2 separate regions of the Homo sapiens genome follow, and region 1 is linked to region 2. The links are chromatin contacts, found by Hi-C or POLR2A ChIA-PET in ENCODE. All regions are on one chromosome and are shown on one strand. The core of a region is the stretch at or near the end of the contact, and the rest is flanking DNA. Distances in the headings are between cores, read along the strand shown. Region 1 holds the start of VSIG10 (V-set and immunoglobulin domain containing 10). Region 2 holds the start of KSR2 (kinase suppressor of ras 2).

Region 1 (5,788 bases), core at 2,201-4,700, 140 kb after region 2:
CGCTCTGTTGCCTAGGCTGGAGTGCAAGGCGTAATTTCGGCTCACTGCAACCTCTGCCTTTGGGTTCAAGCAATTCTCCCGCCTCAGTCTTCTGAGTAGCTGGGATTACAGGCACCCGCCATCATGCCCCGCTAAGTTTTTGTATTTTTGTAGAGACAGGGTTTCACTGTGTTGGCCAGGCTGGTCTTGAACTCCTGACCTCAGGTGATCTGCCCACTTCGGCCTCCAAAAGTGCTGGGATTACAGGCGGGAGCCACCGCACCCAGCCAAGAATTATTTTTAAATTATTAGGATTGGGAACCCAAATTATCCAGTGGCAACCGCCACAATGGAAAGGAAGATGAACTTCAGAGTTACAGATGCAACATGTGTTCATGCAACCTGCAGACCTGCCCCTTGCCTAACTCCTTGGCAAAGAAATAAAGGAACAGTGGCTTGGAAAAAAGCCGTGGTGAAACTTTAGTCTTGGAACTTGAGCTAACATTGTTTTCTCCTCCAAGGCATAGAATGACATGATCACAAAAGAAACCATTTGAAGACATTTCACTTCTCCTGGTTTGGCTTACTCCGTTCTTTTTTAAACCACTGTATCTGAAGGTGCCCTTGGAGATCATCTAGTCCAGAGATGTGGCTGCCCTGTGGGCTGGGTTGAAGATGAGATTGAGTCCTGGTTCAGTGGAAAAGAACACAGTCATCGATTTAGTGATGTCTGACATAGACATGGAAGGGGTAGTTCTTGCCTGGCAGTCCTAAACCTCCTCACTTTACTACTGAGAAAATTGAGATTTAGGAAGATTAAGTTATCACTTAAAGTCCCAAGCAAATCACTGGGAGATGTGGGATTGTCACTCAGGTCACGTTACTCTGGTCTCCTGCACCAGACAGGATGCAATGATAAAATATAGTAACAAGTTTAGAAGTCATTCATATGGTGTCCAGAGGGTCCTTCTTGCCCCCCAACCTTAAATGTACAATAGAGAACCGAAGAGGGAGTAATATAAACTCCCTGATGCTGCCCATGTATTATTATTTACAGAGTAGGAGTTATACCCAAACATTTATTTATTTTTTTAAAGCAACTTTTCCCAAGAATAACCTAGGATTTACAATCCGGGGTAGCTAGTGGATGCATATAAGTTGTCTGGCATTGAATGTCAGGAGAAAAATTTTTTTCCCCAAAAACTCCCAACTTAAAAAACAAACACACAACAAAAATACACCAAGCTCAGGAAGCCCCCTGGCATCATACACAAAGGTGAAGCAGGTCTGGGCATCAAAATAGCTGGGCAAAGGCCCAACACGGTGGCTCACACCCATAATCCCAACACTTTGGGAGGCCGAGACAGGAGGATCGCTTGGGTCCAGGAGTTTAAGACCAGCCTGGGCTCAAGCGATTGTAGAGACCGTCTCTACAAAAAAATTTTAGAAATTAGCTAGGCGTGGTGGTGCACGCCTGTAGTCCCAGCTACTTGTAGGCTGAGGTGGGAGGATCAGTGCAGTGATTGCACCACTGCACTCCAGCCTGGGCAACAGAGCGAGAGCCTGGCTCGAAAAAAATAGCTGGCCATAGCAGTGGAGATAGGTTCCCCATGGGGCGGGTGGCAGTCAGCCTGAAAGCCAGGTCATTCCAGCAGGATGACTTCATCCCAGGGTTCTTCTCACTTCCCAGGTTCCTGGTGTTCATCGTGCAGGAAACACTGCAAACAGCTGGGGAGATGGGAATACTTGACAACCACCTTTCACGTCCAGAGATGACCAACTAGGAACTGTCCTCCCCCATCACCCACACCCCAGCACAGTGATTACTCAGCCAAATGCCTGCAGGGCCAGCAGGTAACACCCATGACTGAAGGTGGCGGGGCAAATATTACAACAGGGAGAGGTGGAACAAATTTGGGCTCATATGCCCTAGATAAGAGGATGACCACTGCCCAATTCCAACTGGGAAAGCAGGCCCCGTGTTGCCAGACCTTCAGATTTTTCCAGATAAACTGGAAATCTAGAGATGTTATTGTTTTTAAATGGTTGGTTAAAAAAAAAAAAGCAAAATAAAATTGTATGAGCCTAATAATTAGGAACTCTTGGCACTTGCTGCTAAGAAGCTCCAGCATACTTTACAACCCATCTCCAGAAACGTGCAAGAGGAGACCCGTTGGGTGGAGCAGACCCGGGAACACAAAAAGTAGCGCTCTGCCTGCATCCTGGCAAACTTCACCACCTCCTGGCTCCATCTCCTCTCCCTGCACCCCAGCCTCCTCCCAGCTTGTCACACTCCCAGCACACAGTAGGCATGCACAGTAGGCATGCTGGTGAATTAAATTCAAATATATATAAATAGTTCAATCTTTTTACATTCTACATATTTTTGTAAGCACCCCTCCAATTCTTTTTTCGTAGCAAAGCAGACCATAGATGAAGCATTTCAGACCTTTTGTCAATCATGTCAAGTGTGAGGGGAAGTCTTTTGTAAGTCAGCCAAGTATTTCAAAATAAAAAGCTTTTCCAAAAGTAAAGGCGGAAGACCCCGCTTTGAAGGCGCTGGTCGGCACAGGAAGACTTGCAAAGGTGTGTAGGGAAGTCCACCGGTTACAGGTGTAAGGCGAGTTCAACCTTGGGCAGAGGGAGGAGAAAAATAAAGTGGGAGTCTCGAGTTTGAGCACCAGCGTATCAGTTACTACTAAAACCAGAACGCGAATTTACATCCGACGCTTAAAAAAAAAAATCACTTTCCCGGCACACGTGCCTCTTTACTTTGCCCCCGCACGTCGGCTCGGCTCGGCTCCTCTGCAGCCTCACCGGCTGCCCACCCCAGGAGGCTGGGGGTATCTCGCCCCGCACCGGGCGCCCGGGAAAACTCCTTCCTGCAAAGACGGCCGAGCTGCGAGCAGGAAACCAAGACCCTCCTGGGGCAGCTTCTAGGCTGGGGCCACCACGGATCCGGGCGGAGTCGGAGGGAATTGGGTCTCTCGCTGTCCCCTCCCCACCGCTGACTGGGAAAACTCAACTTTTCCCTCCAGATCGCGGCCCCTTACCTACGGCGACCCAGCCGGCCAGGAGCGCCCCGAGGCAGACGAGGACGCGGGGCTCGGGCGCACTGCCGCCTGCGGCCATCTCGCCCCAGATCCCGGCTCAGGAAACGCAGGCTCGGGCTGGGCTGGACGTGTGTGCCCCAGGGCCCCGGGGCCCGGGGTACCGAGGGCTCCTCCCAGGTCCTCGGAACGGCAGAGTGGCCCCACTTCCTCGGCCCCCAGGAAGGATGCTTGGCTGAGCCGAGTGTCCAGGGCCGGCAGCGGAGCTCGGCTGCAGGCTCGGGTCCCCGCTCCCGAGCGCCCTGGCCGGGGAGGGAGGGCGCACCCCGCCCCCTGCGCCCGCCAGCCTACTCCTGCCGGCGGAAAACAACAGGAGCGGGATCCCTCCCGCCTCCCAGCCAGGCGGGAGCCCAACTTCCTCTACCTTGGCCCGGGAGGAGGGCTTTCTGCCGAGGGCGCGCCGAGCCGGGTCCCGCCGGGCCAGGGGCGGGGCGCGGAGGCTGGGCCCTCCCCAGTCCACTCCGCCCGGGACAGCAGTACCGAGTCGCGGGGACAGCGGGCGGGACGGAGCCCTGCAGCTGCCGCAGGACGCAACCCCCGCCGCTGCCCCGGGCTGCAGAACCCGGAGGAAGCGGTTGCCAAGCTGCAGAACGCAGGACCCCCCTGGCAGTCCCCGCTGAGCGTCTCGAGGGATTCCGGTCTGTGTCCCTGGGCGCAGGGCGGGCGCCAAGGCCGCCATCGCTTCCTTTCCTTACCCTCTGCAAAAGGGAGCCAGAGAAAGATGATCCCCTGACTTTCAGCCAAAGCAGCCACGAGACTCCGGTTCTCCAGTGAACTGGCTGGGACCACACAGTGACAGCGAGAGCCAAGGAGTCCCCAGGACGTGTTTCTCAAGAGTTTTGTTTTTGCTTTTCCCCTTTTAGTTCTCCCACCCCTTACCCAGTCAGATTCCCAGGCTAAGCTCCTCTCTTCCCTGCCATGCCCTCATCCCATTCTGTCCTGGGGAAAATGCGGCTTTGATATCCTCAGGAAGAGCCATCCATAAAACAGCCCTAGGAGAAACTTCCTGTTTCAAATAATAATAATATGGCAGGGCGTGGTGGCTCACACCTGTAATCCCAGCACTTTGGGAGGCCGAGGTGGGCGGATCACAAGGTCAGGAGTTCGAGACCAGCCTGACCAACATGGTGAAACCCTGTCTCTACTAAAAATACAACAATTAGCCGGGCATGATGGCGGGCGCCTGTAATCCCAGCTACTGGGTAGGCTGAGGCAGGAGAATCGCTTGAACCCAGCAGGCGGAGGTTGCAGTGAGCCGATATCACGCCATTGCACTCCAGCCTGGGCGACTGAGCGAGACTCCATCTCAAAATAAATATTAACGTTAAAAAAAAATCATTAGTTCTGTTGTTCAACGGTCCCCTTATTGAAATGCTTCTTCCATGAGGAAATCCTCTTGAAACCACTTTAAAAAAAAAATGTTTCTCCTGGTGAACTGAGCAATGAAGCTGAACAGTTCTGCCTTTTTTACTTTTCTGTTTTTTATTTTTTTGAGACAGGGTGTCACTCCAGTTGCCCAGGCTAGAGTGCAGTAGCACAATCATACCTCGCTGCAGCCTCAAACTACCAGGCTCAAGTGATCCTCCCACCTCAGCCTCCCGAGTAGCTGGGACTACAGGTGTGCAGCACCACGCCCAGCTAATTTTTGTAATTTTAGTAAAGACAGCGTTTCTCCATGTTACCCAGGCTGGTCTCGAACTCCTGACCTCAAGTGATCCACCCGCCTTGGCCTGCCAAAGTGTTGGGATTACAGGTGCGAGCCACCGCGCTCAGCCCTTTTTTATTCTTTGCTCAAATATTTTTAAATAACTGTTCATCAGCCGGGCACGTTGGCTCATGCCTGTAATCCCAGCACTTTGGGAGGCCGAGGCAGGTGGATCACCTGAGGTAAGGAGTTCGAGAGTAGCCTGGCCAACATGGTGAAACTTCGTCTCTACTAAAAATACAAAAATTAGCCCGGTGTGGTGGCAGGCGCCTGTAATCCCAGCTACTTGGGAGGCTGAGGCAGGAGAATCGCTTGAACCCAGGAGGTGGAGGTTGCAGTGAGCCGAGATCGCGCCATTGCACTCCAGCCTGGGGAGAAGAGCGAGACTTCGTCTCAAAAAAAATAAATAAATAAAAAATAAAATAAAATAACTGTTCATCAGATTCTTGACAGGAATTTTGTTTGTTTGTTTTTTGAGACGGAGTCTCGCTCTGTCGCTGCAAGCTCCGCCTCCCAGGCTCATGCCATTCTCCTGCCTCAGCCTCCCAAGTAGCTGGGACTACAGGCTCCTGCCACCACGCCCGGATAATTTTTGTATTTTTAGTGGAGACGGGGTTTCACCGTGTTAGTGTGGGGAAAAGCAAGAGAGATCAGATTGTTACTGTGTCTGTGTAGAAAGAAGTAGACATGGGAGACTCCATTTTGTTATGTACTAAGAAAAATTCTTCTGCCTTGAGATTCTGTGACCTTACCCCCAACCCCGTGCTCTCTGAAACATGTGCTGTGTCAAACTCAGGGTTAAATGGATTAAGGGCGGTGCAAGATGTGCTTTGTTAAACAGATGCTTGAAGGCAGCATGCTCCTTAAGAGTCATCACCACTCCCTAATCTCAAGTACCCAGGGACACAAACACTGCGGAAGGCCGCAGGGACCTCTGCCTAGGAAAGCCAGGTATTGTCCAAGGTTTCTCCCCATGTGATAGTCTGAAATATGG
Region 2 (5,815 bases), core at 913-3,412:
AGGAGGGCCACAAGATTCACTACGGACTGACGAGTTCAGGCCTTGGGAACTCATGTGCCAGGACCAAGATGAACGTCTCAGTACTGCTCATGCCCACTCCACCACAGAGGGAACCCCTGTTCTCTCAGCCCCACTGCCCCCACCCTCGGCGGATGCCAGCTAATGGAAGTTCCCAAATTTAATCAACCCATGCGTATAGCTGGGTTGGTTTGGGAGAAGGAAGTGAGCTGAACCCTTCAAACATTTTGAACAATGCAGATGTCCAGTGATCTCGTGGACACCAGGCATTTGGCATTTCCTAAGCCTCTTTAAACCTTCCTCCTTTGACCAAATGGCCTTCAGAAAAAAATAATTTCTGCCATCTTCTTTCTGAGTAACTTTGCAACCACCCTTCATCCCATCCCACTCCCCCAAAAAACTGTTTCAAACTCCCCCTCAAGTTCTGCCGGAGAGAATGTCACAAGAAGCCAAAGATAACTCCTCCTCCCCGACCCCTTTCCTCTTTCCTCACAGTCCCACTGAGATTCAGGAGTATTCTCCCACACCACCTATGTGTGCTGATTGAGGCATATTTTTTTTTCCCTTTTGTACGTTTTAGGCCTGCAACAGCTCACTGCATCAAAACGATTGGATTGGAAATGGGTAGTTCCATAGGAATTTTTTTTTTCATGCATCTTGCCTCCTGACATGTATATCACTGATTTAAAACAAAAAATCTAAGGAGCAAAAGGAGGGAGGGGAAGAAGGCCAAGAGAAGAAGAGGTCTACACTGACAGGCGGCCCCATTCTGTGAGCAAAAACCACCTTTTGACCACCTGCAGAATGCGCAAGGTCACGTGGGTTCTCTGCAGCTCCTTAATGTATTACCCGGCACACAAGCCCCCGTGGCATATAAACAAATCCACAAGCGGAAAAAAGAGAGAACTCCCTCCTCAGCGAGGAAGCGAATGACAACGGTAACAGCCGCAACAATAATAATAAATAAAGAATAACAATTACTACTACTACTACCACCACCCAGCCAAGCGCAGACGACAGCAGCACAGTAAAAGGATATCCAATGCAGGCTTTGCAAGGAGAGAAATCACAGAAAAGCAAACCGTGCCCACCTTGCTTGCCCACACCACCACCCCCAGCCCCCAATAAACAGAATCAGAGGGAAAGGGGACCGTGGGGAGAAAGGAGGGGGAAAGAAGGATTGCTTTTTTTTTTTTTTTTTTTTTTTTTTTTCCCGTAGGCAACACCTACCTCCAGGGTCCGGATTTCTTTTTGTGTGAGGTCGTTGGAGGTAGCACATTTGGTCCTAAGCCCTTCCAGGTTGGAGATGCTCAAGTCTATCATGTTTTGGACCAGTTCGCACTGCTGTAAGGCTTTTTGCAAACTCAGAGGCTGCTGCTCCTCGCTTTTCGTCATGTTTTCCTCATCCATCGCTTGCTCTGCAACCCCCTTCCCCTCCTCCTCCTCCCAGAGAGAAAAAAGAGGGGGGGGAGTAGAGGTAGTCTACCCTCCGCCTCTCCAACCACTGCGACTTCTCAACAATGTCTCATGAAGAAGAAATCCAACATCTCACACAGGGTTGAGGGGGTGGGAGTGGGAGGAGGGGACAAGAGCCAAAATTTATTATTTTATTTTGGGATATCAAGCGGACTCCATTAGAATGTCTCCTCTCTCTCTGAGTCTCTGGTCCCTGAAAAGGAGAGATGCTGTTTCTCAGAAGCAAACCAGGTGATGTGATGCTGTCTGTACACTTAGGGAGGAGGAGGAGGAGGAAAAAGAAGAGGAGAAGGAGGAGAGAGAGGAGGAGGGAGAGGAGGAGGAGGGAGAGGAGGAGGAGGAGAAGGAAAATAGCGCTCACTCTTTACACACCGGCTCCTTGAAGGACAAAATTATATATTTTTGGCTGGCTTGCTTTTATGTCAAAAAAAATCTGGTTTTCCCCCCTCCCAGTTGCAGGGACACGGCATGGTCCACGGTTTGGAGTGCTTTAGCGCGTTCTCAAGGTGCTGTCTGCATTGCTCCCGCGGCTGCGGCGGCTACTGCGGCTGGCTGCTGTCTCCTCCCCGCGCTGCTGCTGCTGCTGCTGCTGCCGCCGCCGGGCTCCGGGGGTGACGGTTGCTGCAATCGCTCCTGCCTCGCTCCACACCGACATCTTGCCTGTCAATCAAAGGGCGGGGGGGAGCGAGGGAGCGCCGGAGAGGGATGGAGACCAAGCGAGGGACCTGCAGGGGAGCGGGTTGGTGGAGAGGCGCCGTGCGCGCAGCCGCCCCAGCCGGGCCCCGGCCCCGGCGCGCCAGGGACCCGTCGGAGGAGGCGGAGGAGGAGCGCGCAGACTCGCGCACCTGGCCGGGGGGCGGGATTTCTAGGGGCTGCGGAGCTCGCGTGGCAAAGTGAAATTACTACCGGGAGTGCGTGCGAGCGAGCAAGCGAGCGATCGGCGGGCGGGGGCGCGGAGACAGCGCGCGCATCGGGCCCAGCCTGCTCCCGGGGGCGGCGGGGGAGGCCGGGAGTGTGCCCGAGCCTGGAGGCTGGGCGAGGGGGCGGGGAGAGGGATTTGGTGGCGGGGAGCGGGTGGGGGCCACTACTCCTGCACCGCTCTCGCGAGACCGGGCCGGAGTGCTGCTCAGCAGGTGCGCTCCGGCTGGGAGCAGGTGTGCGCCCAACTTTAAAACCCTCGGTGCGCGCCGGAGAGGCGTCGGCGTGAACCTGGGCACATCCCGTCTGTCTTTAGCTCGGGGGTGGTGTGTGTGTGTGTGTGTGTTTGCCTTTTTTGTTCGTTTGTCCTTTGGGTGTGTGTTTGTGTGTGTGTGCCTTTTTTGTTCGTTTGTCCTTTCTTGTTACTGGGGAAAAAATAAAGCGAACCTGATGATCTTCCGTGAATTTCAGGAAGCTGCCTCCTAGACTTGGTAGCCTGGCCCGCCCTGATGGCTTTCCATTTGGCGAGGAAAAGGGCCTTTGCCTTATTCTGAGTATTCCCATGTCCTACAAGTGTCTGTGTGGCCTGACCCCAGCATACCTAACTGACGTTATATCAGCAAACGATGGCTCCACAGTTAAGATGGTTTTTACCTTTTGAAATTTTTGGAAGCCTGGTGAGGTGGCTCATGCCTGTAATCCCCAGAACTTTGGGAGGCAGTCAGGAGGCTCGCTTGAGGCCAGGAGTTTGGGACCAACCTGGGCAACAACATAGCAAGACCCTGTCGCTACTAAAAATTCAAAAATTAAAAATGTAAATAAAATGGTTGGAAAAAAATGAAAATAACATTTTGTGACACGTGAAAGTTATGTGAAATTCACATCTCAGTGTCCACAAGTAAAGTTTTATTGGAGTACCACCACCCATCTGTTTATTGTCTGTGGTTACTCCTGCGTTGTAAAGCAGAGTTGAGTAGCTGCAGCTGAGACCGGTGGTTCACAACACCTGAAAGATTTACTGTCTGGCACTTTACAGAAAAGTTTGCTGACTCTTGATTAAATCTTTGTACTCTATGTCCACAGTGCTCAGAACATGCTTCACCCTAATCCTCTCCTGGTGGGTTTCTTCTTGTCACTGTTAACTCAAATATCATCTCAGAGAGGCCTCATCTCCCTAACCACCTTATCTAATAGTATTCCCAACACACATTGCCCAACAGATGTATTTAGAATGATTAGCAAAAGGCACCTCTTTCTTTAGGTGAACAGAGCCCTGTGCTGAGGACTGAGTAAGACGTGATACTCAGAACACATGGTATAATATGTCACTCTTAAATGAAGCCACTTGAAAAGCAGAGCGAACAGGAGCCAGTGGTGGCCACGTTGAATGACAACCTTTATTTTTAAGTTCTGGGGTAAATGTGCAGGATGTGCAGGTTTGTTACATAGGTAAACGTGTGCCATGATGGTTTGCTGCACCTATCAACCCATCACCTAGGTATTAAGCCCAGCATGCATTAGCTATTTTTCCTGATGCTCTCCCTCAACACACTTTTTTTTTTTTTTAAGACTGCCAGCTGACCCGGTGTGGTGGCTCCCACCTGTAATCCCAGCAATTTGGGAGGCTGAAGCGGGTGAATAGCCTGAGCTCAGGAGTTTGAGACTGCCTGGCCAACATGGTGAAACCCTGTCCCTACTAAAAATACAAATAATTAGCCTGGCATGGTGGCAGGCGCCTGTAATTCCAGCTACTCCCAGGCAGGAAAATCGCTTGAACCCAGGAGGCGGAGGTTGCAGTGAGCTGAGATTGTGCCATTGCACTCCAGCCTGAGCAACAAGAGCAAAACTCTGTCTCAAAAAAAAAAAAAAAAAAAAAACACAAAGAAAGAAAAACAATACTGTAAGCCATGGGATTTATAGCTATACAGAACTGAGTCAGTATTTTCAACATCTGTCAATGAGCAGGTGAAGTAAGTTCTCTATGTTCTCAATCTTTTGGACGATGAAGTTTATGAAATCCGATTCTCTGGTAAAATTATCTCTTTTCATCTATTTTCTCCAACTTTTCATTTTTCTTAAACATGTTAATTATGGTTATTTTAAAGCATTTGTCTAACTCCAAAAGCTTGATCACCTGTGGGTCTCTTTCTATTGACTATTTTTCCCTTTATTTTCAGTGATATGGTCCTGTCTCTTGGCAGGCCTTGTAATTCTTATTGAATGTCAGACGTTGAAAAAATGTACAGTCTCCAGGTGATAATATCTAACTCTGGAGAGGACGCACCCTTTCTCTGCAAGACAAATGGCATACAGATCAATTATCTTAATCCAATCAGGGGCTGAGCTGGGTGGAGACCAGGTTATAGTTTTGATAAGACACCACTTCACTCTGTTCCCTACCTCTAATGCTGTGCCTTTCCAGGGTTCCAGCTAGGAACCTTGGGTGTTCACTAAGGCCCCTCTCTCTGGTCCTGAGCTCTAACCCTTATCTCCACAGCATGGCGAGACTGTGGGAACGGCTCTGTTTTTGAGGGACCTTCTGCTTGGCTTCTTTGCTTCTTGCCCTGCACTATTTCAAACTTTGCCAAATACCTCGAGGGGAAACCACCATCTATCAGGCTCACTTTTCTGCCCCTGTCTTCTCCCTGGGATAATGGCCTCTCAAGTCCCCAGTTTTGTCTTTCTAGCCCCATGAGGTTGCTAAAAGTTTTGTCAGTTTCTCTGTTCCCCCAAAGCAGCCTTCATGCCTGGGAAGAGTCTAGAACCTCGGCCTCTTTCCCTGTGCCCAAATGTGCAAATATCCCCAGGGAAAAATCGGCTGCAGAACATCAGCTCACCTCACCACGGTGTTCCTGTCTCCAGAATCTTGGCCCCTTTAGTCCTGGTTATTTCAGCAGTTCTCTGAATGTCTTTTAACAGATGGTGACGATGATGATGATTTAATCTTGTTTTTCTAGTTGTTCTCAGAAGAAGTGGAAGTTTAAACAATGAAAGTAGCCCATGGGGCAGATGTCATCAATGGGCAGGGCTGTAAGCAGCACACAAATGCATACTCTTCCTATGTTTGGAAAATGCCTCACATTATGAGTTCCACCTTTCCCTCAGAGAAGCCAAAGCACTTTTCCAGAATCTTCCTTGCAAACAGGTCACATGTGATCTAGGCTGTGCCATTAGAAGATCACATGAGATTTCTGCCAGGAAGTGAACAACAAAAGGGAGGAATCTATCTGATAGTGAGCCTGGCAGCCAAGCCATCTGCTTCCAGGTGCTCCACCCCTGTGTAAGCTTGGTGTCCACGGTGAAAGGCATGTCACGTGTTCACAGGGGCAGCCCCACAGCTGGTTTGGGAGTCATTTCTGGCTGCACAGACAGAACCTGGCTCTCTTGTCCTCCTGGAGATTCT

Evidence for each region. Hi-C counts contacts between places; a loop is a spot of excess contacts on that map. ChIA-PET counts read pairs that join two places held with the same protein, here RNA polymerase II (POLR2A). Pooled maps may share reads with other maps.
Region 1: a pooled map shows a loop between it and region 2 (3-fold over the local background). The contact joins the promoter of VSIG10 here to the promoter of KSR2 in region 2. A Hi-C loop is called at or near these places in 3 of 50 pooled maps. POLR2A ChIA-PET finds 5 or more read pairs at or near these places in 3 of 52 experiments (H1, WTC11 and activated CD4-positive, alpha-beta T cell).

The regions. Positions count from the first base shown.
Region 1 is chr12:118,100,561-118,106,348 of GRCh38, forward strand. It overlaps VSIG10 (V-set and immunoglobulin domain containing 10), which reads right to left and starts at 3,451. Exons shown (of 9, transcript NM_019086.6): 1 at 3,033-3,451. The coding sequence starts at 3,111. LOC124903029 (a long non-coding RNA gene) reads right to left here and starts at 3,022. Exons shown (of 2, transcript XR_007063478.1): 1 at 2,429-3,022; 2 at 1,045-1,707. RefSeq lists a silencer at 3,295-3,544 and an enhancer at 5,186-5,788.
Region 2 is chr12:117,966,828-117,972,642 of GRCh38, forward strand. It overlaps KSR2 (kinase suppressor of ras 2), which reads right to left and starts at 2,163. Exons shown (of 20, transcript NM_173598.6): 1 at 1,249-2,163. The coding sequence starts at 1,428. RefSeq lists silencers at 2,176-2,445, 2,456-2,565.